Linked DNA regions of Homo sapiens: region 2 is linked to region 1. The links are chromatin loops, found by intact Hi-C in ENCODE. Cell type or tissue: Panc1. All regions are shown on one strand. Each heading gives the region's core, and the rest is flanking DNA. Links, peaks and the distances in the headings are about the cores only.

What was found. A loop is a pair of places that touch in the nucleus more often than their neighbours do. Peaks named below come from ENCODE experiments on the same cell type or tissue, not always from the same donor. Only the 100,000 strongest peaks of a DNase experiment are listed, where the experiment ranks them.
Region 2: a loop joins it to region 1, with 3 times the contacts of the local background. A loop is called at or near these places in 16 of 110 quality-filtered maps.

The regions. Positions count from the first base shown.
Region 1 is chr9:83,520,788-83,536,404 of GRCh38, reverse strand. All of the region lies in intron 1 of FRMD3 (FERM domain containing 3), which reads left to right. Among named protein-coding and RNA genes, the nearest start is that of FRMD3, 9.8 kb to the left of the region's middle. RefSeq lists a silencer at 1-51. In Panc1, for the core only: no CTCF peak of the experiment used is centred there; no DNase peak of the experiment used is centred there; H3K27ac peaks cover 3,264 bases.
Region 2 is chr9:83,425,201-83,440,817 of GRCh38, reverse strand. All of the region lies in intron 1 of FRMD3 (FERM domain containing 3), which reads left to right. Among named protein-coding and RNA genes, the nearest start is that of FRMD3, 110 kb to the left of the region's middle. RefSeq lists a silencer at 8,250-8,544. In Panc1, for the core only: no CTCF peak of the experiment used is centred there; no DNase peak of the experiment used is centred there; H3K4me3 peaks cover 500 bases; H3K27ac peaks cover 7,697 bases.

The DNA of each region.
Region 1 (15,617 bases), core at 4,356-12,355:
GTCTCTCAGCCCTCTTCTGCCCTGTACCACTTGGTGTTGACATTTTTTTCCCCTCCCTCAGGATGAAGTCTTCCTTAGAATAATAAATATTCCCCAAAGGACATGTATTTGTTGTCTTGTGTTTTGAGAAACAATAAATTGTAGCCAGTCTAACAACAGTTTGAAAAACTCCAGTGCTTATGACCCAACTAGTGCCAAAGAGGTTAAAATGTTATGTTTCAAAATGTTGGCTTGGGCACTGATTTTTAAAAAATTATGATGTTTCATTTTGTGATTTGTCTTTTTCTGCCCTTTCTGCCCCCAAATTACAATTATTATTTAACCAATTAAAATAAATTAAAATATTTTATTTGGATAACTTTAGACCTCACACTTTCCTAGAGTACTCCAGACCAGGAATTGAAATTGCCCTTCCGGGTATCAGGTAACAAAGACTTCCCATTTGCTTAGAGTGAGAACAAAAGGATTAAAAAACAATGCGAAACAAAACCATTTGGAATTACTGGCACTTGTTCTGGGTGAATCCATCTGTGTTTGCTTCCTTCCTTCTATAGAACTACAAAGTTAAAGGATTGTATATATTGTCACAGAATGTCACCCTCTCTCCATAGCCCACATCTGCCTGTCTGCGTTAGGAGCTCTCATCCCTGGTGTCTGCCTGGCTCTGGAGCAGGGGTGTCCAATTTTCTGGCTTCCCTGGGCCACATTGGAAGAAGAAGAATTGTCTTGGGCCACACATAAAATACACTAACGCTAACGATAGCTGATGAGCTAAAAAAAAAAAAATCACAAAAAGTCTCATAATGTTTTAAGAAAGTTTATGAATTTCTGTTGGGCTGCATCCAAAGCTGTCCTGGGCCATGGGTTGGATGAGCTTGATCTAGAGGCTCTGTAGGAGGAGCAGGAGCTCTTGGACATGTGTTAGTTGTTCACTCCTGTTCACTACAGGAGTGCTGCCTATGGAGCCCCAAAATAAGTAGGGGAAACTCAAGCCACACATCCTTGGGAGCTCATTAGTCTGTGTTCTCTAGTAGGTAAGCATTCCAGATTCAAAGAAAAATGAGCCACTCAAACAGGTTTCTCTAGCAAGGTGCTGGAGAGTGGCCACACATGGTAGATGCAAGAGATGATAGAAACCTTCAGGACTATTGCTTGAGACAATGTGAATAGCTCTAGGTGCCATTTCTTGAGCATCTCTCATGAGCCAGCCTTTTCCACTCATTATGTCTGATCTCTACCACCAACCTTTGAGTAGGTATTATTCCCTTCTTTTGGGTAAGAAAACTGAGAAGCTAATAACTTAAGTGACTTGTTCAAGGCCACATCTCTAAAAAGAGAATGAGCAGCTGGAATTCAAATCCAGAATTGTCTGGATCCAAAGCTTATGTATGTCTTTGACATATTACCCCATAGTTAAAATAGCTGAAGTTTCAATGAAATTTCCAGACATGGAAAGAGGTAAATCCAAGGTAGGGGAATTTAAACCAGTGACTGAAGGCCAGTTGGGATTCATGATCTGAATGGACAAAGCGACCCTATTTGCCAGTTTGCAAACTTAATGTGTCCTGGGTCTTCCAGGGAGGCTGGCATCTCAGAGCTGATTGGAATCCCACAATCCAAATGTCACTGGGGGCCATTTCCACCCCCCAGAAACATGGTATTTGCCTTTAAAGAAACTATATGCATAAATGCCTTGTTAGGTTTGATACACTGTGTCCTTATATTTCAGACAGTAGTAGCCCCAAATTATGCCTATGCATCAAAAGATGAACCAAGCCAGAAACTAAGGGAGAATTGCCTAGTTGTGCTCTGATTAGAGGGTGTGATGGTGAAAGGGCATGTGTTTTGTGCCTCTTCAGTGTGCCTCCCACAAGGGGAGAAGGCAGAGTATTCTCCTTGTTACCTCCCCACCCCCTAGGATCTTTGCATTTGCCACTGCATAGAGGATAGGAAAGAGCTTTTGCAAAATAACAGCTTTTAAATAATCCTTTTCCAAATCATATAATTTTGGTAGTATTTGGCCAACGAAAACTTTCAAACACACAACCTAGTGGTCCAGTCTCAGCAGACTGGTGGTCAGTTCCAATAAGAGATGTGGAAGTCACTGGCTCTGTCTCTTTTCACAGGGTCTGGGATGCTGTCCCATCATATCATTTGCTTGTGAATGTTCAGGTAGGATGGAAGATAGAGGAATTCCAAATAGACAGGGAGTAAAGGGGAGTTTGGGTTACAAGACAGAGGCCTGGGGAAGGGAAGGAGTTACTGAATGCTCCTTATTGGGCTTTTCCAATTGAGCCAACCCCTGAAGTCTGGATTTTGTAGGAGGATGAGGTTTGACTCTAATTCTTCATTCAGCCTTGCTACTTCAATTAGAGTGGAGTCCTAGCCATCTTCTATCTACTTTTTTTTCTTTAGACACCGGCATTGTTATTCACAACCCTTGCTAATGAACTTGCCATTTTTAATACTGACTTTTTTGGGTTACATAGATTTTTGACATTATTCATACTTTGGCAAAGCCTGGTAAACATGGCTGACATAGTTGGAATTGGCTGAAAATTTGTATTTGTATTTGACTAAAAATCTTAGCATAGTGCTTTGCATACAGTAGGAACACAATAAATATCGATGTAGATTGAATAATTTTCTTTCTAGACTGTTAAATTCACAAGAGTAGGAACATTCTGATGTTCACCGCAGAGTCCCTGATATTTAGAATAGTGCCTACTATTCTATATAGTATAATATGTGCACATTAAACATCAGTTGAATGGATGAGTGCTAACCTTCCCAATATTTAGTCTAACTCATTACCTGTCAACATGAAGGTAGCATGCCAGCATTAGATCGGGAATCAGATGTGTGGTTTAGTTATGTTACCAACCAGCTGTGTGATCTTGAGTGAGTCATTTGACATTTGGAGTCAATTTTCTTTTCTTTTGTAAAACAAAAGAATTTGGTTAGATGGATGCTACAGTTTAAAAAGTCTGTGGTTTTATTATTGACTGGATAAATTACATGTGAATGAAGCATTTCTGTTGACAAAGTGGTAGTGTACGTATTATCTCATATGAATTTTATAACTATCCATTATCTCCATTTTATGGATGTTATTGTGTTACTGAGTATTATCTCAATATTGTATTACTAGATATGGAAAATGAGATTCAAAGAGGTTAGCAATTTGGGTAACCAAGCAAATAAGTGGATCAGAACCCAGGTCCTTTGACTCAAAATCCAGAGCTCTTTCATCTCTGGAGCACTGCCTCTTGGGACTGAATGATTAGGCTGCTTTTGGCTGCAAGTAAAAGAGTAGACAAGTTAAAGTGGCCTAAATAATAAGGACACTTATTATCTTAGCTGGCAAAAAGTCCAGAGAGAGGGCAACTTCAGGGCTGTTCCAAAGCTCTGCCTGGACTCAGTTGCTGCTTCCCATCTTTTCACTCTGGCATCTTCAGTGCATTAACTATGTCTCTATAGTCTCCATGATTATGAGGTGGCTGCAGTAATTTTAGATGTCAGTCAGTCACTACCACATCCACTGTCCAAGAAGAGGTATTTCCTCATGCATTGCCTTTTTATCACAGAGGAACACTTTCCCAGAGTCCCCATCAGTTTTCCCATCAGATTCCATTGGCCTGGATTGGATCATATGCCCATGCCCTAGCTGTAAAAGTGTCTAGGAATATATGCATCTGGCATTTTTCCTCTCTATAATGGGAGGTGGCTTTGCCATTATGGAAGGAATGGAATTATGTGTGTGTGTGTGTGTGCATGCACATGTGTGTGGTGGGGAGGAACAGCTGTCGGCTAATCATGCAGGAGCGTCTTTCAGAATACGTCAAATTAGGTTGCAATTATTGTTACAATAAACCTTTCATGAGAGTTTAGTAAGATGTCATCTCAGCCCTGGCTTTTTTTAGGCAATCTTTGTATGATCAAATTCTAGAACAAGGAAAATTATGAGAGAGTCCTTTGTAGTGTGTGTTGTTAAATATCATTTCTGCCCTTATGGAATGGGTGGGTTCTGGGCAGCTAAAAGGCATCTTGTTCAGAGCAGGCACAGCTCTCTATAGCAGACAAACTTTATGCTTGTTCAAGTGGCACAGTGGCATGAAGTGGTTGAGAGCATATGTTCTGGAGCACTGCTTGCTTGGGTTTGAACCCTGGCTCTGCCATTGACTAGCCAGGTGACTTTGGGGAAGTCACTTTTCCTCATTGGGCCTCAGTTTCCTCAGCTATAAAGTGGAAATAATAATAACATAGCCCTCATGGACTTTTTGTAAGGATTAAATAAGGATTATATGTCAAGTGCTTAGCTTAGTACCTGGCACATAGTGAGAGCTGAAAAAATAGTGACTGTTATCTTAATGTTTTGTGAAACTATATTAGAGGTAATCCTAAATAGTGGGAAGGCTTTGACTTAGAATCAAATGACTTTAAGCCTAAACTCCATCACTTTCTGATGGTGCAAGACCTTAAGCCAGTCACTGGGCCTCCTGTTCTTCAACTGAAAAATGAGAGTAATAATTCCTCAACTGCCAGTCTCCACTGTGTTGTTGAGATGGCTTATGTAAAAGCATGTTGTAAATGTTCAAATATCACCCAAATACAGAGTACTATTCTAATCAATTTAGTTGAAGAAAAGGTTAGCTTCTTATCTGTTGAAATGGGAATGATATTATCATGTGCAAACCTATATCTGTGCTAAATATCAGGCCCCATGATGATCCTGCTGGTGAAATCCAAGCTAGGTCCAGCTGGCAGCCACAGTTTTCTGCTAGTAAGGACAATTCAACACTTTTCTCTACCAAGCTCTTCTGGAATGCCATTCAGAGTCTACTGAAAATCAGACACAAAAGGAATAGAGGAGAGAGGCAGTTTGTTAAATACTGTGGCACAGCTCTGACGTTTTTAGACCTATATTATATGGGCCAGCTCTTTATATTAAGTATATCCTAAAAAAATGTAATGTTATTCCAATGGTCTGCTAAGATCTTATCTCTTGATATTTTCAAAGCAAAGGCAAAGTGTATTGACTTCAGGGAGAATACAATAATATTAGCTGCACATTGACGGTGTATCAGCTAGAATTCTTTTAACTACATGCAACAAATTCTAATTCAAACTGGCTTTAACATTAAGGACATTTACTGACTCATATATTCAGAAGTCTTGAATTATATATTTAATTCAAGGACTGTGGCTCTGTTTCTCTGGGGTTCCTTTGCCTCTTCTTGCCATTTGGGATGGCTCTATCCTCAGACTGGTAGTGAAATAGTTATAGTAGTGCCAGTTCTCACATTTTCATAGGATACCCTCCAGAGGAAGAGAGAAGCCACTTCCAATTCAGCATCCCAAACAGAAGTGTGCAGTCATTCTGATGGGACCTCCCAGGTCACATGCTTACCCCTGAAGCAGTGACCCTGACCAGGGGAAGATAATGTGCTGATTAGCTTAAGGTGCAGAGCTTGACCCTGGGACTCAGGGTGGGATCAACTTCCCCTGTGGTGATGTTCTGCCTGGGGAAGAGCAAATACCTAAAATCAGATAGGAGGAAGGGGGAAATGGCTCCTAAAAAGATAACCCACAATACCTACTGTAGATGCTTTGTCTAGGGTAGGTGGTTCTCAAAGTGTTGTCTGGGGAATCCTGGAAGTCCCTGTGATCATTTCATGGAGTCCATGCTATTAAAAAAAAACTATTTTCAAAATAATACTAAGATATTGTTTGCCTTTTTGGATAACAGTTTTATTGAGATGTAGTTCACATTCCTTGTAGTACGCCCACTTAAGGTATACAATTTTTAATATATTCAGAGAGTAGTGCAGTCATCACCACAATTAATTTTAGAATATTTTCATCATCCCCAAAATGAACCTTTGCCCTTTAGCAGTCATACCTCCATTTCCCTCCAGACCTCCCAGTCCTAGGCAACCACTAATCTACTTCCTGTCTGTATAGATTTGTCTATTCTGGACATTTGATAAAAATGGAATCATAAAATATGTGAACTTTTGTGTCTGGCTTCTTTCACTTAGCACAATGTTTTCAAGGTTTATCCATATTGTAGCATGGGTCAGTACCTCCTTCCTTTTTCTTGTTGAATAGTAGTCCAGTCCATTGCATAGATATATCACATTTTGTTGATCCATTCATTAGTTGAACATTTGGGTTGATGGACATTTTGGCTATTATGAATAATGTTGCTATGAACATTCCTGAAAAAGTTGCTCTCTAGACATGTTTCATTTCTCTTGGGTGTATACCTAGAAGTGAAATTACTAGTCATATGGTAACTCTGTGTTTAATCTTTTGAATAACTGTCAAACAGTTTTTCAAAGTGGCTGCACCATTTTACATTCCCACCAGCAGTGTAGCAGGGTTTCAATTTCTTCACATCCTCTCCAATACTTGTTATTATCTATCTGTTTGATTATAACCATCCTAAGTGGGTGTGGAGTGGGATCTCATTGTGGTTTTGATTTGCATTTCTCTGGTGGCTAAAGTTGAGCATCTTTTCATGTGTCTATTAGCCATTTGTATATCTTCTTCAGACAGCTGCCCATTTAGATCCTTTGCCCATTTTAAAATTGGGTTGTCTTTTATTATTAAGTTGTAAGAGTTCTTCATATATTCTGGACACAAACCCTTTATATAATAAGTGATTTGCAAATATTTTTTCCCATTCTGTGGGATATCTTTTACTTTCTTGATGGGGTCAAAAAAGCTTTTAATTTTGATAAAGTCCAATTTATATATAATTTTTGTTGCTTGTATTTGTGATGTCATAGCTAAGAACTATTGCCCAATTCAAGGTAATAAGGACTTATGCCTATGTTTTCATTAAACAGTTTTATAGTTTTAGCTCTTACATTTAGGACTTTGATCCATTTTTAAAATTGATACATAGTTTGCATACCATAAAATTCATCATTTTAAAGTGCACAATTCAGCTGATTTTCATATATTCATAAGACTTTGCAACTACAATCACTCCCTAATTCCAGAACATTTTCATCACCCCAGAATAAATCTGTATCTATTAACAGCTACTCCCATATTTGATCCATTTTGTGTCAATTTTTGTGTATGGTGTGAGGTAGGGGTCTAACTTTATCCTTTTGCATGTGGATATCCAGTTGTCCCAGCACCATTTGTTGAAAAAAGCAACTCTTTTCCCTGTTGAATTGTCTTGTCACTCTGATGAGGTGTTGTTTACCTTTTCCACTTTCAGTCTTTCAGAAGTGTACAGTGGAATTTTCTAGAGGCTACAAGATGTGTGATATTGCAACAGATTGAATGAAGAAGCATATGTGAGAATACACCTCTTTGTTGAGTCAGACATTAAAGATATTTGCAAAACAATGCTGCTTTTATCACTACTTTATTTTGTACAATATAGCTATTTTTAAACAAAAATATGTTTTTTACATTAATGTACAGTGGGTTTATTGTTATTTTTAAATGAATCAATAATCGAATATTTTAAATAATTCTGTCTATATATAATATAAACAAAGGTTTTACAGATACTCAGTAGGTAAAGGAGTTTTGAGGCCAACATGCTGAAGAATTGCTGGGTGCAGTGGCTCATGCCTGTAATCCCAGCACTTTGGGAGGCCGAAGTGAGCAGATTGCATGAGCCCAGGAGCTTGAGACCAGCCTGGGCAACATGGTGAAACCCTGTGTTTACAAAAAAATACAAAAATTAGCTGGGCTTGGTGCGTGCCTGTAGTCCCAGCTACTTGGGAGGCTGAGGTGGGAGGATTGCTTAAGCTAGGGAGATGGAGGCTGCAGTGAGCTGTGACTGTGCCACTGCACTCCAGCCTGGGTGACAGTGAGGCCCTGTCTCAAAAAAAAAAATTGCTGGTTTAGGTGACTGTCCATTTACTGAACTTCCTGAAAAATTAAAAAAAACAAACCCAAACCTAAATAAAACAAAATAGAACTTATATGCTTCTTCTTTGCCTCCAAGATCATAAGTTACAAGTGCCCCAAGTGATGTCAATTAAATAAAAAACACTGCATGTTCACAGAAAATATGTATGTTATATTTGGAATTCTTAGTAGTAACTATGCACGTGTGTGTGTGTGTGTGTGTGTGTCTGCGTTTATATTCAAAATATTAAGAGTAGAAGGACAAGGCTAGGCTCTAGTGTAATAAGCATTTTCTAATTTCACTTGCTCTCTAACTGAATCCTAACTTTTTAAACTCTAATAATTGCATAAAGCTGTGTCTTGTTTTGAGACCCTTCTTTTGATCATGGAAAATATACAGCTAAACATGAAGTGTTTAAACTGTAAACCATTTGAATCAGGCCCATTAGTCACTTGAATTATTAAGTTGTTACTTCTTTTTCTGAGTAGGCATTTTGGGAAAACAGAAAAATGTTGCAGGAATGGAAATATCAGAATTTATCGCATAAGAATCTGAGATTCACATGGCATAAGTGTTATGCATTGGGAGGATAACATGGCCCTCTTTTAGTTCTCACTCTGTGATGGAGAATTTCAAGTTGCTCTTCTCATGAAGTAGCAGAGAGCCAGATGCGGAGTCCAGAGGCAGGAAAAATAATAGGACTAGGGTCAGGAGCCAGTTGGGCAGATTTTGCAGCTGAGGTTTGAACTTGACTCAGGCTCAGAAGAGTTAAGTTCAGCATTGAGCCCTGGGAGAAGTGTGTAAGTGCTTCTCGGTTGGATGTTTCTGTGGATTTTCTGTGCTCTTGTTCAAATGCAGACTCGGATTCAGGAAGTCTTGGGAAGGGCCCTGAAATTTGACATTCTTAGCACGCTTCCAGGTGGTGCTTGTGTGGCTGGTCTGTGGACCACATCTGGAATAGTCAGACATCAGTGGAATTTACCTTTCTCCTAATAATATTGTTAAGTTCCTCGAGTGGAGGAGTCTGTTCCTTTTGTTCCTCCCTCGATTGTGCCTCACTGGGCGCATTTCTTTGAGTAGATGTTCAATGAGTGTGGGTAAGTGAGTGAATAAATAAAGAAATCCATCCTGGTGTGTCTATCACAGGTATAATGAAGTGCTGATTAGACACTGTTGCTGGGTATGGAATGATTCTGTTTGACTATTTGTTCCAACCAAATCGAGAGATTGTTTTTTCAAACAGGATTTCCCATGGCAAATCTGATGAAGTGTTGCATGTCCATGAGAGCACACAGGACTAGGCTTAGTGACTGCCTTCTCGTCCCTCTGGGCCAGGCTTCCCAGTCTTGCTTTCCTGTACCCTGGACTCCTGGTGGTATTTCTGAAAAGCTCTGGCAATATCTCGGCACAAACAAGTCATTGTGTATAAGCCAGCAGTGCCTGGAAGCCCCTGGAGGCATAGGGGCCCCAGCTGTTCTTACTTGCAGAAGTGACTCTGAGGGACAATGACCCTGGAGGGCCATGCAAAATGCATTCCAGTTGTAACTTAAGCTCTGGAGCTGAGCTGTTTGCTTTGTTGATTCTCCCCGAAGGTGCAGGATGGAAAGGAGGGGACCACTTTAGCAAAAAGAAAAAAAAAAAAAAAGAAGCTTATTCTAAAAAGGAAGAGCATTTGTTTTGATCAAGAAGTTAGGTTTTCAAAAGTAAATTAAAGTTTGTTTGAAACATCATCAATCTTATTCAATAAACATTTGTTAAATATCTCCTATATTCCTAGCACAGAGCTGGAAGTAGAGATACAAAAGAAAATAAAATCAGCCGTCATCAAGGAGCTCGCAGTCAGTTGGGGGAAGATAGAAAAGATAGTGATGCGAGGATGAAATGATGGATGTAGAGACAGGTAAATGCAGGTGGAGGACTAAGAGGAGGCACCAAGTGCAGGCTGGGGCATCAGTAAGTATCTCTGTTACAGATGAATCTTGATTAATAATTAAAGGACAAGTGGAAGTAAACTCTTTCAGAAGGAGAAAAAGGGCATTACAAGTAAAGTGATCTCTTGCTTGCTTGGTGTAAAACCCTAGGCATGAAACAGGATGACTGAATCTGGGAGTTAAGGAAAGGAGAATCTGGGATGAGTTCCACATGGTTAGTTTCAATGACTGGGTAATGGCGATGCCATTCCAGGAGAGACAGTCCTGGTCACATAACTTGTGTGGTCCTGTGCAAAATGAAAATGCAGAGCTCCTTGTTAAAAAATTATTAAGAATTTCAAAGTGATGATAGCAGACCATTACGCCAAGTACAGGGTCCTTTTAGGCACGGGTCCCTAAGCAAATGTGCAAGTCACACACCTGTGAAGCTGACACTGAGGAGATAGACTAGAGGAGAAGCAGGTTGGGGGAACAGAGAATGAGTTCCATTTTGGGTACGTTGATTTTGAAGTGCCTGTAGGGCGTCTGAGTGGAGAATTCTCAATAGACAGTTGGATATAAGGAATGAAAGTTACCAGAGACACAGGTCTGACATAGAGACAGAAGTAAGGGAGTTGTTAATGTTCTTGCAAGTGGTGGCAGAAACCATGTGGTATGAATAAAACTTCCATGACAGGTCTTCCTTTTTTGTCTGTATTTCTGGTTGGGGCAGGCTTGTAGATCACTGAATTGTGAGCTCTGGAATTCTTTCCAATAGTACTTGATCGTTTTTCCTTTGTTAGGCAACTCTCACCTGAACCAGAGCTGGTCTCTATTTTCTTCTACAAATGGGGCAGCCACACCAGGGTTGTCAGTGGAAAAGCACTTTTCTGTCCTTAATCTTCATGTCCTAGCTTGGACTTGCAAATGAAAAAGACCTCTTTCAGTTTTCAAGTTCTGAGTGTCAAAGCATACGATTTTCTTTCTAGGGAAGTTGCCCTTTGAGACAGTGTCAGGAGCATTAAGTAGATAATACATTTTAAAATCCTATCAACATGCTACAAAATTAAACATGTTATATGAGGAGCAGCTTTGCAAGTTATGCTGCAATAATTTATCTTTATTTAGTATTTATTTATATCTCAGATACCTCTTGTGGCAAATTTTGTTTTGTATATAGTTTTCAGGGGGTTATTGTGAAAATTAAAATAATTCAAGTTCTACAAAATTGCTCAAACAACAATAATCTAATATTAATAATGCAATGACCTGAATCTTAAATGTACAATAGAGTTTTATCTGAATATATCTATGTTTTATGCTAACGTTTGAAATATGATTATTCTGTAGCAGGGGAAAGCAATTAACGTGTTAACAGATCAGGGTATGGCTTATAATCTCTCACCTCAGAAGTATAATTTGTTGCTTTAAAACTCTAGTCCGTGATGCTAAACGTTAATCTGGAAAGTCAAGATTAACCAAACCAAGGTCTTTACACGTAAACTGAGAATTCAAACACAATATTATTTACTAATGAATATAATGATAAAAATCAAGCAGTCTTTAAAAAATCAGTAACTAATTAGCCTTATTAATAGAAGAGAGGACAAACACCTAATTAACTAGTTGGCTAATAATTCTTCCTTGATGTTTCTAGCTAATGTTATTTTTTGGCCGGTCGATACACATATTACTGTCCATTGTTCTGAAAATAATAATGCTAGTCTTTGTCATCTGTACCTTGTGTAGGTATTGTCTACAATGTTATGATAAGTGGAGTATTTATTGGTTCTTTGTTTAGCAGCAAGCTTTCTATATACTTATAGTCCTCTTGATATCCTCGAGTATAATAATGATAATATGTATTAATTGATTAAATTGAGGTTGATTTAAACAGAGATGTTATAGGATTGGTCCAATGTCTCATATTTAGCAAGATTAGGATGGGGTATTGTGTCTTGTATTTTAGGTTTGCTCTTATTACACTAAATACCACCATTATTTTGTTTTTGAATGTTCTCAGTAGTCTAAATGATATAATTTCTTTCCACTGACAACTTTTTTAATAGCTCAAGAGAAAAGCCATACACAGATCACACCTCTGGGTAGAAAAAGCACATTGATGTCTTGGAACTGTCATCCAAGGACACAGTCTAAATTCTTTCCATGTCTACTTTCTTTTTGTAACCTGTGGCTGAATGTACATCCAAATAAAATTGCAATCAACTTACCATGGTTATATGAGTATTTTGTCATCTAACATAAGTAGACAATTGAAAACTACCTCCCCTTTCCTTTTACATGTTTGGCATGGTACAAATATTGCTTGTAGTTTGAAATTTCAAATTAGCTCCCCAGAAGTTGTAAAAAGAGAAAAAGGAAGGGTAATGCTAATGAAATTTTCTATCTGCCCTTTAATGTAATTTACCTTGTAGTTTTGAGATTGACTCTGAAAGTCAAAATCTAGCAATGCAGAGCATGGTATTTAGAGGACTTTTAGAAAAATAGGAAAACAATGTATTACTATTATTTTTGCTTAGGCACTAGCCACTGCCATGTCAGGCTCTCTCTGTTTTGAAGGCTTAGGCAGAAGAGTAATAAACTCTGTGGAGTAGGGATGGAAAATACACTTCAGGTTATTTTATGCCACCTGGAACCTTATCAAGGATATCTTCACCTCCTGTGTTCCCAAACCTCAGGGGAGAAGTATTTCTGCTGAGGGTCATCCTGACACAAGGGGGCACCTTGAGTGACACCTTTTGCCTCCAAGTTTGAAGACATAGTTTTTCCACCATGTATAGATGGCACTTTCTTGGTTCAGTGCTGATTAAAAGGAAAAAAAAGAGGAAAAGTTATACAGTAATTCAAAGGCAGCTGTGAAGCCTGAGTTTGCAGTGCCAGCAGCAGTGTGGTAATTTGAGAATAGTAAGTTAGACAGACAAAGCAGATTTTAATCATATGCCACAGAGAGGAAGGTGGTTTAGGTTTATCTCCAAATTGTACCTCCATAGAGAAAGGGAAGCTTTTAATGCGATTATTCAACATATATTGTTAAAGATTACTTTTTTCCTTTCCCCAACCTTTCTTTAGTGTGTTTACTGGGTTAGAAATGGCAGCCTTTTTTTCTCTCTTAGTGTATTGAGCAGTTGTTAAATATAAAATATAAAACATTTTCTTGGTGTTATGGGAAATGCAGAGAGAGATAGAGAGGGAGAGATTGTGAGATTCTAGTCTGAAGACAGAGCTGAAGACTTAAGAAAATATTTTCATCCATCTATCTATCTATCTATTCATCCATCTAACTATCCATTAATTCATTCATCATTTATCCACTCTTCCACTCACCCACCAACCCACCCATCCACTCATCCACTCTTCCATCCACTCATCCGTAAATCTATCCATCCGTCCGTCCGTCCATCCATCCATCCATCCATCCATCCATCCATCCATCCATCCTCCATCCATTCACCAAACAAACATTTATTGAATACCTCTGTTGGGGACTGCTGTGAGTAGCAGAGATACAAAAAGACAAATAATAATTAATCCTTGCCAATCTAGTAGAAAAGACAGACAGACACATAAACAGATTCAGCATAGCACTATTGTGATAGAAAAATACTAGGATGTTATTGGAGCTCATAAAGGGGCCAATAGTAGAGCCAGAGTGTGGCTTGGGGGAAGGCATAACCTTTCTTTAACCTCTAGTGGCTCTCCTCCAATGTTACTACTTTAAAAAATATATCGGGCTGGGCGCGGTGGCTCACGCCTGTAATCCCAGCGCTTTGGGAGGCCGAGGCGGGCAGATTAAGAGGTCAGGAGATCGAGATCATCCTGGCTAGCACCGTGAAACCCCGTCTCTACTAAAAATACAAAAAATTAGCCGGGCGGGGTGGCGGGCGCCTGTAGTCCCAGCTACTCGGGAGGCTGAGGCAGGAGAATGGTGTGAACCTGGGAGGCGGAGCTTGCAGTGAGCCGAGATCGCTACACTGCACTCCAGCCTAGGCGACAGAACAAGACTCCATCTCAAAAAAAAAAAAAAATTATATATATATATATAAAATTTGTGGTTTATTTCTTTCTCCTTATTTATTTTTATTGCAGTAAAAAATGTATGTAACAGAATTTACCATGTTAGCCATTAAAAAAAATCTTTTTCTTTTGCAGTGCCTGTGCCTCGCACAGCTCTGGGACAGGCACAGCTCCCTGCCCCCCCAGCCGCTGAAGGCTTCTCTACGCCCCTGTTCTGGCCTCCGCGAGCAGAGGAGCTTGAGGCGGGCAAAGCTTAAGGCGACACCATGTTAGCCATTTTTAAGTGTGCAGTTTAGTGGCATTAAGTAAATCACATTGTTGTGCAACCGTAATCACCTTCCAAAGTTACTACTTATAAAAGAGATATTCTTTGAAATGGATTACTGATATTTTGTCACTCACATTTCAAGTGTGAATAAGAGAATCTTTAAAAGCTTTGTTCTTTTTCTTGCAAATGTCTCAGCCAAAATTGTATCTTGCTATAAAATGTGATTTCAAGAGACGTCCCACACCCCCTTCCTTGGTTCCTACTAGACGTTCACCCTCAGCGTGTCTCCTGTATAGATATGCTGGAGCAGCCACTGAGGGGCCCTAATCCAGCCTGGGAAGGGCCAAGAAGATTTTCTGGAGTAGATGATACCTGAGATGAGCTATAAGGAAAATGTAGACATTGTCTGGCTAATAAATGGGGAAATGTGTTGAGAAAAGGTGCAGTTAGGGAAAGAAGGACATTCTAGCAAAGGTTGAGCATAGAGGAAGACATAACATTTATGAGGAACTGAAAGAAATGCATTATACTTTTCTAAATCAAGAAAGAGTTCCTTACTGTGCAGTGGGAAGTTGGCATTACCTGCTCAGACTGTGCAGACAGTGGAGTGGGGGTCAGAGTCTGGAAAACAATGATGACCACTGTTTATTAGGGAATAATTAAGACAACTCCTCCATTGAGTCATGGTTTGTGACTAGCTTGGCTCACACTTGGGCAAGATTCGTTGGGTGTTTTGTTTCAGACTTTGAATGCCTCAGTGCTTTTTGAAAAGCCCCACCCTGAGGCAAATTGGCGTTTGCCAGTTCTTTTTTTCTGGAGAGGTGGTGACAGGGTCTCATTTTTTCACCCAGGCTAGAGGGCAGTGGCGCCATCATAGCTCACTGCGGCCTTGAATTCCTGGGCTCAAGTGATCCTCCTGCTCCAGCCTCATGAGTAGTTGGGACTACAAGTGGTGCCACTATGCCAGGCTAATTTTCTTTTTAACTTTTATTTGTAGAGAAGGGGTTTTGCTATGTTGCCCAGGCTGAGTTTGCCAGTTCTTTAGTTAAGGTTTTAAATTTCTGTGTGCTGTTGGGATGGTGATAGTTTCACAACTTGTGACCTTCAGTGATGAAGCAAGTCTTTCTTAATATAGGCCAGGAAATTAGGAGACCTTTTCCTTTTTTTTTTGAGATGGAGTCTTGTGCTTGTCACCCAGACTAGAGTGCAGTGGTGTGATCTCGGCTCACTGCAACCTCCATCTCCCAGGTTCAAGTGATTCTCCTGCCTCAGCCTCCTGAGTAGCTGGGATTACAGGTGCCAACAACCATGCCTGGCTTTTTTTTTTTTTTTTTTTTTTGTATTTTTAGTAGACACAGGGTTTCACCATGTTGGCCAGGCTGGTCTCAAACTCCTGATCTCAGGTGGTCCACCCACCTCAGCTTCCCAAAGTCTTGGGATTACAGGCGTGAGCCACTGTGCCAGCCGGAGACCTTTTCAAAGCAACTTACCCCATTAAGCTGTTAGAGTAGTCATGAGCCCA
Region 2 (15,617 bases), core at 3,619-11,618, 95 kb after region 1:
TGTAATCTTTACCTCAATTATGCAAGGCACAGGCCCCTATTCCTATCTGATAGATAAGAAAACGGATTCAGAGAGGTCAGGCAAATTGCCCATGGAAACACAAGGCTCAGATTGGAATCCAGTCTGTCTGCTAACTAAATGAGTGTGCTTCCCTCTCTGTTACACTGCCTTTGATAGCGTAGGTGTTCCCTTTCTTCCCCAACTGAACAAATGAAGAATTGGATAGTAATGTTGCCCCTCGTCCTGTGATCATTTTTTATGCAGTGTTGTATATTGCCCTGGAGGCTGGGGGTGACAATTGCTGATGGCCCTGTGGGAGTGGTCCAGCTGGGAGCTGATCTATTGAGTCATGTCTTTAGGGATATGATATGGACAGTCCAGAGCCCAGAAGTGACAGAAGAAGAATTAGGGATCCACTGGACCAGTCAGAAACTGGACCATTACTCTCTTTGGACATTGGATTATAGGGACTACCACATGACTATTACACTGATCACTGATGTATTGATTACATTTGTATTTACAAGGGGAGCTTTGTGTTCTATTAATCTAAATGACAGTTTGGTCCAATAAGTGCCTTGAACATGACTTGGATTTCAGAATTAGAGTATAGGTGAAGTGCTCTTCTGACCTTAGAAATGACCCAGGCATAGGACCACTGGCTACAAAGAAATTGGGTCTGGTTTCCTCTGCTGGTAGAAACCAGAGAATCCTCTTGGGCAGCAGTCTGCACCAACAAACTTACTGATGCCCAAGACTTCTTCTGGTTTTTGTAATGGCTATTGTCAGGGAGGTAGTGCCACCAAGCTGGAAGTGTGTGTTTTGAGACCTTGAGATGGATCTTGGAAAGCAGTTCCCTGCTTGAAAAATTCCTGAATATAATGAAATATATTTAATATAGATTAGTATTATATCTAGTCTTTCTACCAGTTTCTCCTTATTTTATTTTATAACTGCTAGCATTATCTTTGTTTACTTACTGCTTACTGCTAACTTACTGTCACTCACTGGCTAAATATCTTCTGATGGCTTGTCATTGCCCACAGGGAAAGTTTAAACACTTTGGGCAAGGCACATAGCTCTTTGTGATCTTGTCTGTATCTACTAATAAAATAATCATAATATGTATCTAATGATGTGTTCAGGATGTTTCTGCAAACAGAGAACCCATTTTCAACTGCCTGCCAAATAGAAAGTGAGAATTTCTGCTAAAATGGGGTTTCGTCTTTCCTCTCCACTCAGCAATGTGCTGCTGCTGCATAAAGAAGCCAACTACAAGAAAGATGGCGGACATAGAAGGGTCACATTAGGAGGATAGGTGCTTTGGAGTTCTGTAACCATCCAGTTGGCTGTAACCAGTGAAGACTGAATGCTTTCCCTGGCCCATTGCAAGCCATCAGTAGGCTCCTCAGAGCAAACCAGTTGTGAAGAAGAAATGTTCCATGTGGTAACTGAGAGAAAAGGCTCCAGACTCAGTCATTATAGGGAGCTTCCCTTGGCCATTGGTCATGGGTTGTTACCATGTCCTCAAGGATGAAGAATTAGAAACCAATGTCCTAACTCTCTCTGGAGCCTGTATGGACCCTATCCATTTATGGACATTAAATGTTTTATGGCTTTCATGGCCCAAACAATATTTAACCATGTTCATCAAGTGTTAAGCGAAAGATAAATTATTATATGTAGTTTCCTGGGCTGGGTGTGGCCCCCATTTGGTGATGAGTGTCAAGACTCTGGGACTCAGAATAGGCATGTCCAGGTGAGCAGTGTCCCCTCACAGATGCCTTTTTAAAGGAACTTCACATGGGTATGGAGGTGCAGCTCCTGCAAAAGAGGTGAGGGTTTTCAGGCCTCTCCTTCCTTCCTCCAGAAGGGTTTTCTTTCTCTGGAGAGAGACCTACGGCAGCCATTTGTTTTGTGGGAGGAAGGCTATGCTGAGGTGCAGCACAGAGGTGGGAACAACTTCTCATGGCCCTCTCAGCTGTAGGACGCACAGAACACACACAGCAGGGAAGACTATTTCTACCTATTGCACCCAGCGAGGTTGTTTGGCCTAATTTAGGGGCTCTGCCCTGGGTCAGATCTGATCGTACATCTGTGTGGAGAAAATATTCTCTTTGCTGGATGCGGTGGCTCACGCCTGTAATCTCAGCACTTTGGGAGGCAGAGGCGGGTGGATCACCTGAGGTTAGGAGTTCGAGAACAGCCTGGCCAATATGGTGAAACCCTGTCTCTACTAAAAATACAAAAATTAGCTGGGCATGGTGACAGGCACCTGTAATCCCAGCTACTCGGGAGGCTGAGGCAAGAAAATGGCTTGTGGTGAGCCAAGATTGTGCCATTGCACTCCAGCCTGGGCGAGAGAGTAAGACTCCATCTCAAAACAAAACAAAACAAAACAAAAAAAAAACTCTCTTCTGAGACAGGTAGAGTGGGTAGAAAGAAAGAGTTTGTGACTCTCCCTAAATACCGTGTCGAGACCTATTTAGGACATCATCCGTAAGTCACAAGTATGATTTTCTCCAAATAGTTAGTGTTTATTTCAGCAATTTAAAAGCTGGAATTTCTGGGTTCTGTTTCTTTGGAGTAATGTTATATTCACTTCACTACCCCATATTTTTGTGGCTTGCTTCAGAAAATACATTTTCTTTTCTTTTTTTGGGGAAAATCCAATAAGGTATTTCCTTGAGTTAGATCCTTTCTTGGTATGCTTAATAGTAATTTAGCAGAAATTTTTAGCCTTTTACTGGCACTTCCAGCCTCCCTGGGAGTCTGCTTATAGCACCAAAACAGCCGGTGTGTGGGAGGGGAGGCTGATTCTGCAAAACTGAGTGTGTTTCCCGCACGTGCCCTCACATGCCCCCTTCTCTCTTTTTATCCTGCACTCTCTTTTGTGCTCTTGAGGATCCCCCTGCTTCGCTCACTTAGCTTTGCACTGTCACTGCCAGTGACGCGCATGTTCTTCTAATATGACAAGTCTCATACAAACTTTATGTCCTGGAGCAAAAGAGAAATCAAGTACTAGGATCAGGAAGGTGCACATGTGTCCCGTCTCTCTTTTCTTTGTATTTTGTTCTACTTCCATGGAAGACCCACGTCTGTGTGCCTGGTTTATAGGCTCAATCTCAGCTGGGTCAGAATGGTGGAATCTGCTTGGTATTGGTTGGAGGAAGAAGCACTGTGATTGTGGTCAGTAATGATGGATTAATGACAACTATATGAGCCAAATGGAACCTTCCTAGGCTTCGTGATATTTTGGAACTAATTTTAAAGCTCAGACTTCAGAGCAAGACAGGGAGATAGGTGGACTAAACGATAAAGAAAATCTCAAGGTGTAATTTTCAATAAATTAAAAGTATGACTCTCATACAAATATAGAATGAGCACGAGTCAAAAATTTATTTAACTCATCAATGAGGGAACTAGCAGGATGGCAAAGCTGGTTTATGGTAAGTCTATATAGTCAAAGAAACTAAACAATGCTGAGATAAAATTTGCTGAGACACAGCTGAGGTATATAATGGACATAAGGTGATAAAACCATAAATGTTGAGTTGCCTCCTCTATAGGACAGAAATTATTTGCAACTTACCAATCTTTTACAAGTTAGCATCTAATTTTACAGTCTAGACCTTTAAGATTAGCAAATATTAAGTCAAGCCGAGTTTGCCTCCCTAAAGCATCAGGTGACCCTTATGTGACTTTGATAGACAAGACTCCGTGTCACCTTGGAAGAGCACCTCATCGTCTTTTTGCCTTATTTCCAAATTTTGGATTTTACATGGTGGAACCATTGCAGATGAGGTTGCTGTGGTCAACATCTGAACAGTTTTCTGTTGTCTTGGCTGATGTTTACTCTGAAGGGTTATATATTTCAGGGGCATCTGTAGCTTGGGCACTGCCTCCATTTTGCTCTCACCTCTTTCTTTCCAGGGGGTATGCTGTGACTGTTTTCAGGGATATGGCTCCTAGGTAAATCATCTGGATTGGTATTCTTTTCCTGTCTAGCTGTCTTGTTTTTTTTTTTTTTTTTTTTCCCCTTGGTCCAGGTTGGAAAACTTCAGCCACAGAGTAAAAATGTATATCTTTAAATGGAATGGTTATTTTTGGGATGGCATAATTTAAAAGCAAAATTGTATTTTTGTCTAGGTCCAGGACAGAGTGTTAAATGAATCCAGTGAAGTAACTGGTTTCAATATAAGAAATGACTCTTTTATGTTTAAGTTTATAAGCAACATTTTTTTTTGAATTGCAATATTTCAAATGATCTCTTTATTGCTTCCTGAAGCAAGATTTTCTTTGCTAGTTGATCTCTTGTGCATGCAGACACACACACACACACACACACACACACACACATCTTATTAATTAAAATTTGGCAAAGGAAAAATGTGTGATTAATTTGGACACACTAGATTCTTATTTAGTAAAAAGCTAAAAATAGCAAAGCCCTTTGAGCCCTTTGTAAAGCCTGTCGTGCAGACAGTTTTATGTGTCAATGACTTTATTTAATTATGTTTCAGGAGCTATGATTTGACCCTTAGTGTGAGAGAACAACAAGTGGTTTTAATGGATTTCCACGGACATTTCTTTCTTTTGGAGCTGCTTTATCTCAAGGTGGATGCTGCAAAGTCAGAGTCCAAGATCAGAATCTCAGGAGAGGGATTGCCGGGATGAGGACAGGGTGAGCTGGAGTTAAGAGTGAAGGTAGGACTGTGGGTAGAGAGAATCAGTGTTGTGTGGGGCTGCTAGGGAGGCTTTGATGCACCATGATTTTCCTGCCTCTGATTCCTGAACATGTGCATATTCTGGGTTCTCTTTTTTAAATAATTAGTTTGTGGGGATTTAACTTTTGTCTCAAGCCAAATTAAGGTTCTGGGGATTTTTGGGTGGCATATCCTGATCCAATTTCTCTCTATTGTGGTCTTAGGACCATGTTAAAGTCACTAGGGCAGAGGGTTGATAGAAAAAGGTATATTCTTGGTTTCCACCTCATATTTACTGAATCAGAATCTGGGGATGGGTTAGGGAATCTCCATTTGAAACAAGCCCCTAAAAACATCTCAATTTTAAACAAAGTCATTCTCAAATCACCAAAATGGATTTGTCTTAATTCTAACGCCCCTTGCCCCTCAAACCCAAATAAAACTGGAACAAAACAAAAGGTTCTTTCATTACAATCAACATGGCTTCTTGTTAAGCTATCCAGGTTAAAATAATTCATGCCAAGAAGTAACTGGCTAAAAGACAGCCTTCTCGGTGGTGGCTGTGGTTTAGGGAAGGACTCTGTGCCTTCTCAACGACGGCTGTGGTTTAGGGTAGGACTCTGCCACTCCAGATGATGCCCTAGTGAGGCCAGTGGTCAGGGAGCTCTTGATCTGGAACCTTGAGCACTCCTTGCTGGCTTTCTGGTTTGTGGTGGCTTTAGAGCTCACTTTTGAAAGGCACAAACTTTCTCTTAAGCAGGATACCTGATTTCATGAGATCCTCCCTTTTCCAAACTAGGAGGGACCAAAGGATCTGCCAGGTGGGCCTGGATATTTGAATTCAGAAGCACACTGCACACTGTGTGTTGACTAAGAGGAAATCAAATGGAAGTCCATGTGTGTAGCAGAGTGGTTCCAGTTTCCATAAGGGTGGCTGCAGAGCTGGAGAAACACTGAGCAAGGAACACTAAATAAGGGGTTCCGGCCTGGTACGGTGGCTCACGCCTGTAATCCCAGCACTTTGGGAGGCTGAGGCAGGTGGATTGCTTGAGCTCAGGAGTTCGAGACCAGCCTGACCAACATGGTGAAACCCCATCTCTACAGAAAAAACCCGCAAAAATTAGCCTGCCGTGGTGGTGTGTGCTTGTGGTCAGCTACTCAGGAGGCTGAGGCAGGAGAATCACTTGAACCCAGGAGGCAGAGGCTGCAGTGAGCCGAGATCGTGCCACTGCACTCCAGCCTGGGTGACAGAGCCAGACCCTGTCTCAAAAAAAAAAAAAAAAAAAAAAAAAGCAGAGGGGTGGGGGAGGGGAGAGATTCAGATGTTGGCATCTTCTGTTAATTATAGTTTCCTCTTTAAAGGGGAGGCCATACATTTCTGATCATGTTACAACACTTCTTTTCTCCTTGACCTCCACTGGAAACCATGAGAATCCCAAGGCTTTAAGACATTGGGAGAGGACTGTTGATAAGCATGGGCTGTGTCTCCTTTGGTTTGAGCTAGTTTGCTTTTAAAAGCTTGTTAAAATGACTTAATGATTCAGAAAACCCATTGTTCTACTGCTGGGTAAGCAGGAAGGGATGGGTGAGTTTAGGTTTATTGGGCTTGTGAGTGCCATGGGCCAGGTAGGCTGCTGGGAGCTTTGTGTGCATCCTCTTGTTTAGTGTTGGACATTTGTCCCCATTCACAGTCAAGGAAACCAAGGTTCAGAGAGCCAAGTGGCCTTTCCCAGGTGACACAACCAGGAAGGGCCAGGGCCAGGATGTGAACTGAAGTCCCCCTGTGTCTAACTCCACTGCCTTGCAGAACAGGCCACATTCTTTTTCTTCTGCCTGTGGAGACCACGGCACAGTCTCCTAAAAGTGACCTCAAACTCCATCAGAGGCTCAGAGGACTGAGAGTCCAGTGGTCAAGGTACACCTAGCCAGGAGCAATCTTTATTTTTTAGTTTGGGGAGAATTTGATATTTACTAAGCAAACTGCCAAGCCTGTGAGCTTGAGGAAGGAAGTTTATGAAGAAACACTGTGCCTCCCTGCAGATGTCTTTCAGGCTTGGAGCTCCAGACAGGAAGCCCTCTGCTGCCCTAAAGAGGAGGTGGTCAAGAGGGAATTTGCAGAATAGAGCAAGATGGTGACTTTTGACACAAGTCCTTTAAGGCAGGGGTCCCCAGCCCCTGGGCCACAGACCAGTAGGAACCGGGCTGCACAGCAGGAGGTGAGTGGTGGGTGATCAAGTGAAGCTTCATCTGTATTTACAGCCACTCCCCATAGCTGGCATTACCACCTGAGCTCTGCCACCTGTCAGATCAGTGGTGACATTAGATTCTCATAGGGGTGCAGACCCTATTGTGGACTGTGCATACAAGGGATCTAGGTTGCACATTCCCTATGAGAATCTAATGCCTGATGATCTGTCACTGTCTCCCATCACCCTCAGATTGGACTGTCTAGTTGCAGGAAAACAAGCTCAGGGCTCCCACTGATTCTACATTGTGGTAAGTTGTATAATTATTTCATTATGTATTACAATGTAATAATAATAGAAATAAAGTGCACAATAAATGTGATGTGCTTGAGTCATCCTGAAACCACCCCACTTCCACCTTGATCCGTGGAAAAATTGTCTTCCATTAAACTGGTCCCTGGTGCCAAAAAGGTTGGGGACTGCTGCTTTGAAGAGTTTGCCTGTGAGGAAAACATGAGAGGGACAAGGCATAGTTCTGTGGGAAGGCCTAATCCCCCTTCTCTTTTTCTTATGGTGTCCTAACCTCCTGCTTCCGTTATGATCCCTGAGCATGCAGAATTTTATGATGTGGTGAAGTTTCACTTCCACCAATGTTCTTTATTAATATCATGAACTAAGCATGCATTAATTGCCTTCCTAGCCTCTTGAGATTTTTTTATAATAAGGAAACATTTTAAGAATGAAAAGCAATTGCAAAGATATGGAATCAACCTAATGCCCATCAACTGATGAATGCATTGATAAAGAAAATGTGGTATATATACACCAAGGAATACTACTCAGCCACTAAAAAGAAAAAAATGATGTCTTTTTTGGCAACTTGGATGGAACTAGAAGCCATAATTCTAAGTGAAGTAACTCAGGAATGGAAAACCAAAAACCTAGTTCTCACTTATAAGTGGAAGCTAAGCTATAGGTATGCAAAGGCATGCAGAGTTGTATAATGGACATTGGAGACTCAGAAGGAGGGTAAAGGATGAAAAACTACTTACTGGGTACAATGTACACTACTTGGGTGACAGGTGCAGTAAAATCCTACTTCAGCACTATATAATTTGTCCACATAACCAAAAATGCTTGTACCTCTAAAGCTATTGAAATTAAAATTTTTTTAAATCTGTTAAATCTATTTAAGAAAAAAAGGATAATGGAAGAATTCCTTTCATATTAAACTTATATTCCTTTTATATTGAACTTACAAACAGATATTTATTCAGGCATTGGATGAGTGATCTATGACCTTTGTTTTATAAGTTTAACCTGCTGGGCTCAAAGCTTTAAAAGTCCCGGAGGGCCTGAGGCAGTGGTGACATTTTCTGTGGTGGGGTGCTGGGCTTCATTGAAATGCACACATAAAACCTTGGAATGTGCGTGGACTGCTGGGGAGCAGAGGCTGGCCAGGCTGAGGGAGGGGGCCACACCACACAAAGGACACACAGTCACATTCCTCCCGGGCCACCCAGCAGCCTTGGTGGCTGCTTGCCATCTGGCAGTGCTCTCGGTATTTTCCTGGATTCCTTGGGGCAAAGGAAACATAGTGACCTGGCAGACTTGGCTCCTGGCTCAGTGGCAAGGCCAGAGCTGTAGAAGTGGTTTATGGAGGAGATTGCACTTAAAATATCACTCTAGCCCATCCTTCCCTGTCATCATACAAGTTAACCAGCATCCTGGGACAAGGCTAGGCATCCAGAGGGCCGGATGTGGGGAAGACTCTTGCAATGCCGTGTTTTAAGTCCATTGCTTCCAGGTGTGTGGCAGTGTCCTTTCCAGCCACTAGATTGGGAATGCAATGAGGGAAGGGAGTTGGGTGAAGAGTTTAGTTAATAAATATTGGGTACCTAATGAGGATTGTCTATGCCTCGAGCTGCCACGGGTTCCTTCTGAAGAGTGCTAGGGTTTCTCTGAAGAAGCCCAAGTCCCACATTGAACTAAGTGTCCTCTCTCTGCAGAGTGCTGTGCCAGCAGCTGGCAAGCAAGCATGTTTATGAGTTAGTGATCTTTTGATAAGAGCTCATTCCTGAAAGGCAAATGGAAACTTCCACCTAGAACTCAGGCCAGGTCAGGAGGTGAGAGTATGGAAAAATAACACCAAGTGCAGGCACAAAACTGGAGAAGACAAAATAGTAAGGGAGCTGCAATTGGGGAAGTTAAAAAGGGCCTCATGGTCAACAAATCAGAGACAAGAGAAGGACAAGTGACACTTTTGACACCTTTATACCTTCAGCAAAAGCTGATACTCTCAGAACCTAAAATAGCAGAGAAGTCAAATGTTTCATCTCATAAAAAAAAACGCTAAACTTAACCACAAAACTGTTTAAGATTATACCTTGTGAAATACAAAGTAAAAAGTTAGAATAGGGAAAAAAATCAGAATAGAATAAGGAAGGAAAGGCTAGAGTATTAATTAAGATAAATTAAAAATTTTAGATTTTAATTCAGTTTGTCCTAGCATTTTTAAGAAAACAAAGATGATTTTGGAGGGCATAACAAGTCATTCTAACTCATATCCCTGAAAATGTAGGAGAATAAATTATCCACATGGGAATAATGAGCATTTGGAAGCACATGTGGTGCTAGTTTCATTGTGCAAAACACGAAATACATTATACCAATGTCATATTCATTTATGGCAGGGAGACTAGTTAGATGAGGGAAGGCGTACATCTGAACTGGCTGATGTTCTCAAACATCCACGCTATTGGACATTCCCAAGAAGCTGGAAATGTACAATCTGAAATGAACGTGCTCCTTCCATGAGTTCAATAAAGGGCCAATGGATCTCACCTAAAAGGATGTTTTGCTCAGAATGAACTTGCTGGACATGCTTTGCCTATCACAGGGCTCTAATACCACGGAATTACAATAAGACCTCATTGTTTATATGAGGGGCCAAAGCATCAAATTCCTACAGGGGTCAGATAGGTGATCTAAAGGAACTAAGTGGTGCAGGCATGAATGTGGCCAGAGAGCAGGGTGGGTGGCCTGGCCACAGGGACAGCTGTTTGTTACTCCTCTCCAGCCAGCTCCCTGCACAGGGGTGATGCCATGCTGAGCCAGTGCCAAGTGGTCAGCTGAGTTTTCAAGAGGCCAGCTTTTCAGATTTTAGGGAAATCTGTAATTTTTAAACATCTGTTTTTAAACATCGAAGATATGGACGTGGGGCTACCAACGGCTTTAAACTTTAGAGTGAAAAAGATAGGTGAATGTTTGCTGGCTCGTTGGTGTGAAATGAAAGACATTTCTTAAAAAAAAGCAAGCCATTTTATGAAAAAAAAGTTTTTCTTTTATCATGGTCATTGTTTTATAATTTTAACAAGTTAAGGAACAAATATGTGGAGAGACTTATGATCTGCCAGCTTACTAATTACTCTTTTCTACTCTGAGCATTAGTCTGCCTTAGGTCTTTGTCATCTGCACGTGTCTAAACCCACATGATATACATTTACATGTACTTATACACATGTACAGGGATAAAAATTTCTCAATATGGTGGCTGGTACAGATCACTCAGCTTCCACCAAATGGAGCTTCTACCAAATGGAGCCAATCTTGGGGTTTTATTTGGAGGTTACAGGGGGCTGCAGAAGGAGGGGCCAGCGTGGGACAAGGGTTGTGTTTTAGGAAGGTCTCTCTGCATTGGCTTGTAGGACAAAGAGGAGGGAAGAGATACAGGAGCAGGGAAGGAGTTAGGCAGGTGTCTCTTGAAGTTGTTTCAACTAGAGGTGTTGAGACCAAGGCTAGGGATAAGGTATGATCAGAAAGGCCTTGATTCAAGCATTATGTATAATATAGAATAAGACAGCCTTTAGTAAGTGATTAGTGATGGGGGAACAAAGGAGTTCATGATGATTACGATATCCGAATTCTAAGAAACTGGCAATGGTGGTGGTGAGGAGAAGCAGTTGGTGAATAGTGGGTTCTCTGTGATCTGGGGTTGGCTTGGGACCTGCTGACTTATGCGTGAAGGGTTAAGTCTGGATATTGAGTTTGAGAATCATTCGCATCTCTGCATAGAGGTCAGAGTTGGAGCCAGGGGGCTGAATGAGATCCCTGAACAAATGGCAGAGACAAGAGACGAAGACCCAGGACCAGGATAAAGAATAAGGGGCAAAATGGAATCCAAGAGAGAGAGAAAAATTGTTAAGAAGGAGAAGACTAATAATCTCCCACTCAGCACCTGGCATCATGCACACATTCTCACAGAAGCCTCACGAAGGCCCAGGAAGAAGCATGATTATCTCAGTTTTGTAGATGAGGAAACAGGATTAAATGATGAGAAGGTGGCAAGGACGTGGGACCTTGGGACAGGCTGGGCTCCTTCTACAAGGTGGGCAGAGAAGGGAGTGGGAGAGAGAGCTTAGTGCATAAGAGCATATCAGAGTGAAAGCAAAGGGCATTTTTAAGGATGTCCTGGGGAGAATGTTTGTAAGCTGAGGAAAAAGATCAAAGGGAGAGGGAGAAACGGGCGATGAAAGCTGGAGATGGATTAATAATTGATAGGGCTGAGTTGCCAAGCAGGGGGCTGGAGCCAGGATCAAGATGGATCTTCCAAGTGACAGGAACCTGAAAGGAAGCTCTCATTGTACAGAGTACCTGAGCCCCAAGCAGTGGTGAGACATCACAGTAGGAGAGCTTCAGATGTGACGGGAGGCATCAGCTCTGGAAGCTGATGGCCACTTGCTATGGCATGACTACGAAGAGAAGTATTAACTGCTTATTTCCTCTTTATGTGAATATCTTCTATGGATCAGTCACGTTAATTCTCATGAATTATAGAACCTCAGCACAAATAAATTTAGCCTACATTCAATAGAGATTATTTTAATTAGCTTTCATTTTTTCCTAAGGAGGCCATGCCGTCCATTATTTGTTGCTATTACATATGAGTTGTGTGTGTGTGTGCGTGTGTGTTTTAGCTTCAATGAAGAGTAGATCTACATATCAAGGGCAAGGTTAGGAGGAATTAACTTGCTTTCATGCTTACATCATTATCAAGATAATGAGTAAAACATACATTATTGGGTTAAAGATCTTTCTGGAAAGAACTTGATATGGTAGGAAGAACTTGGGCTTTGGAGTTAATGGGTGCAAATCTGAGCTTCAGTATTTCCAAGTGGTGTGATTTTAGGCTAAAGGCATCACCCAACTTCATCTTCTCCAACTGCAGCGGAATGATTATACCTTACAAGGTTTTAATGATGATTAGAGATATGTAAAGAACACCCAGCACATGCCTTAATACATGGTATAAATAATGAAAATTATTATAATTACTAAATGAACTGAGGACTAAATATTTATAAAATACATCAGACCAACATGAGCACACATGTATATATATGTGTGTGTGTGTGTGGTTTATATGTGTGGATATGTATATATGTATATATGGAAGTATCCTTCCATTCTTTTGTCAATGGATGTGTGAATTGTTTCCAGTTTTATTCAATTACAAAGTATGCTACTATAAACATACTTTTTTTTTTTTGAGGCCGAGTCTCGCTCTGTTGTCCAGGCTGGAATACAATGGTGTGATCTCGGCTCACTGCAACTTCTGCCTCCCGGGTTCAAGCAATTCTTCTGCCTCAGCCTCCCAAGTAGCTGGGATTACAGGTGTGTACCACCATGCCCAGCTAATTTTTTGTATTTTTAGTACAGATGGGGTTTCACTATGTTGACCAGGCTAGTCTTGAACTCCTGACCTCAGGTGATCCACCTGCCTTGGCCTCCCAAAGTGCTGGGATTACAGGTGTGAGCCACCTCACCCGGCCTATAAACATTCTTATACATATTTTATAGTCATGTTTGCTACTCCTCTGGGGTTTCCATCTAGAAGCAGAAGTACTTACTATGTACATCATCACCTCTGCTAGGTAATGACAAGTTGTTTTCTAAACTGGTCGCGCTTACTTATGCTCCTGTTAGCAGTGTAGGACGCTGTCCAGTTTCTCTGCATCCCACCAAACCTTGGAAATGTCAGACTTTAAAAAGTTGGCCAAGCTCATGAATAGGAAATGTTTTTTAATTATTGTTTTCCCAATTACTGATCAGTTGAACATCTTTTCATATGCTTGCTGGCCTTTTAAGTTTTATCTTCTGTGAAATGCTTATTCATGCTTTTTGCTCATTTTTTTTTCTAGATTCATCTTTTTAAAAGGTATAAAGACACTGAGTTAGATATATACATATATTCATATATATATAAATACTTATATTTGTCAAAGTTCAAGAGTCAGTTCATACTAACATTAACTAATACTTTCATCTGTCAGAGAACTCAAGTTTTCTTGCTTGTACCTATTAGGTGCCTGTACCTAACAGGTACTGAATGATGAGTATTGAATGAATCAAATATGGAGAGAGGAACAAGTCTACCATTAAATATGTAAGACTAGCACATCAAGAATGACACCTTTCTAGGTCAGGTACCGAGCAAGACTGTTTTTCATGTTCTGTCCCCTAAGGGATGTGTGACCTGAACAACCTCTATAAAGAGCACATGGAGTGGAGTCAGCACCTTCCAACCTCTTGGGTTATTGTGACAGGGCCAGAGGGGAACCTATGACTTGCTGACCACCTACAGTGTTAGGAATCAGGTGCTCTCCATCCCTCACCCACAGACCCCAGGTTTCCTGATGTGTGGAATCACCCTGGCTGCTTCCCAAGCCTATACTCCTCAGGCCATTCTCATGGGTTTCTGATTCCACAGATTACACTTTGGTCTGGGAACCTGAATTTTGAACAAATGCTCCAGGTAATTCCTATACTTAGGTGCCTTTAAGAAACCCTGCCCAAGCCCTGTGCCTGGACTGAGATCGAGTAGTGAAGGTTCTTTGAGTGCTTTTCTTTTTACTCTTTGGCACAGATCTAGCTGGGAAGCAATGTCATTAAGGGGAAATAAGTTTGTTTGGTTTCACAAAACCAGCTAAGTTCCCTTCTCCAAGTTCTCAAGCCTGTGCCAGACAACTCTTGGCTCCCTCCAAACCGAAGCTTGTCTGGACCACCTGATCTCCTTGGTGTCCCTTCTGCCAAGTACAGTGATGTGTCTCAGGCCTGTAACTCAGAAGGTTCTACCTGGTCTTCCTCTCCACCCCTTCAAAGCTTCTCTGTTTACCACCTTGTGCCTGTTAGTCTGTGCTTCAGGCATGTTGATCTCTGCAAGCTGGGAATGTGCAACCATCCCTCTCACACCGGTCATTTTGCTTCTGCCATTTCCTGTCTTTTAAATGCCTCCTCCCACTTATCCTCCTTTGGCTAACTCATCTGAGGTGGGCCTGAGATTCTGCATTTCCAGCAAGCTTCCAGGTAATACAGGATGTTGCTAAGTCTGGAAACCACACTTTGTGCCAAAAGACACGATGACACAGAGCGTGCATCACCTGCTCCTCTTTTGTGCTCTTAGCACCGGGGCCGGCCTCTGCCATGCCTCTCACATTGTATCAGAATAACTGCCTTGTCTGTCCATATGTTTCTTGAGAACAGGAATTGTGCCTCGGTTATCTTTACATTTGCAGTGCCAACATGTAGGAGATGCTCAACAAATGACTGGAACAATCCAGACAGATTTTCGTCTGGCTGCATTTTGCTGTTGGTAACTGTTTCCCTATTGAGGACAATGGCTTGTTGCTTTTCCAGGTGGTGCCCTCTGGCCTGAAGGGCTGGTTCCACTTTCTATAATACCATGCAGTAGACCTTGCCAGGGGAGGAGCATGAGAGTTGGGGGTTAGTTTTGGCATAGGAAGAATTCAACTTTTTTTGTGTCTAATTTAGGTCAACATTAGCGGGTTTAAAATTAGCCCCAGATTCTGAATTTTCTTAGGATGGTTTGCTCACGCTTGTGAGCACATGTGCACACATTTCTTATGGACTAAGCCTGTGAGGTTTAATAATCTCTTCCTCTTCTAGCCCTGTTCTCCACGCAAGGGCCAGGAAGGTTGTTTTTTTTTTTTTTTTTTTTTGAGACGGAGTTTTACTCTTCTTGCCCAGGCTGGAGTGCAGTGGCATGATCTCGGCTCACTGCAACCTCTGCCTCCTGGGTTCAGGCAATTCTCCTGCCTCAGCCTCTCGAGTAGCTGGGATTACAGGCATGTGCCACCATGCCTGGCTAATTTTTGTATTTTTAGTAGAGATGGGGGTTTCATCATGTTGGCCAGGCTGGTCTCGAACTCCTGACCTCAAGTGATCCTCCCGCCTCGGCCTCCCATAGTGTGGGGATTGCAGGTGTGAGCCACTGCGCCCGGCCCATAGGAAGGTCTTTCTAAAATGCAAAGTTGGATTATGCCACTCATTTGGTGGCTTCCTCTCCTTTCAGAGAAAAATCCAACTCCCTAACATCAAGGCTTCTGAATAAGGTGCCTGCTGGACAGGTTTCCCCGGGCCAGTTCATGCATACTCCTGTTGTCTGTGAGTGCCCCCATTCACTCTCACAAGCTAGGATGATGAATGCTCTGATGGCCCCCACCTCTCCCCACAACCTCATGACTCACTTTTCAGCCAGGTTGCTTGGTTGTGAGAACATGCTCATACCAGTTGTCACGTCCCAGGTTGTACTCTGGCTGCTAATTCTCATGCAGGGGACCTTGTTACAAGCTCACTCTTGGATTTTTCTCTGGATGGTTATTCTATAATCTAGGATATATATCTACATTAACCCATAATTACTGTA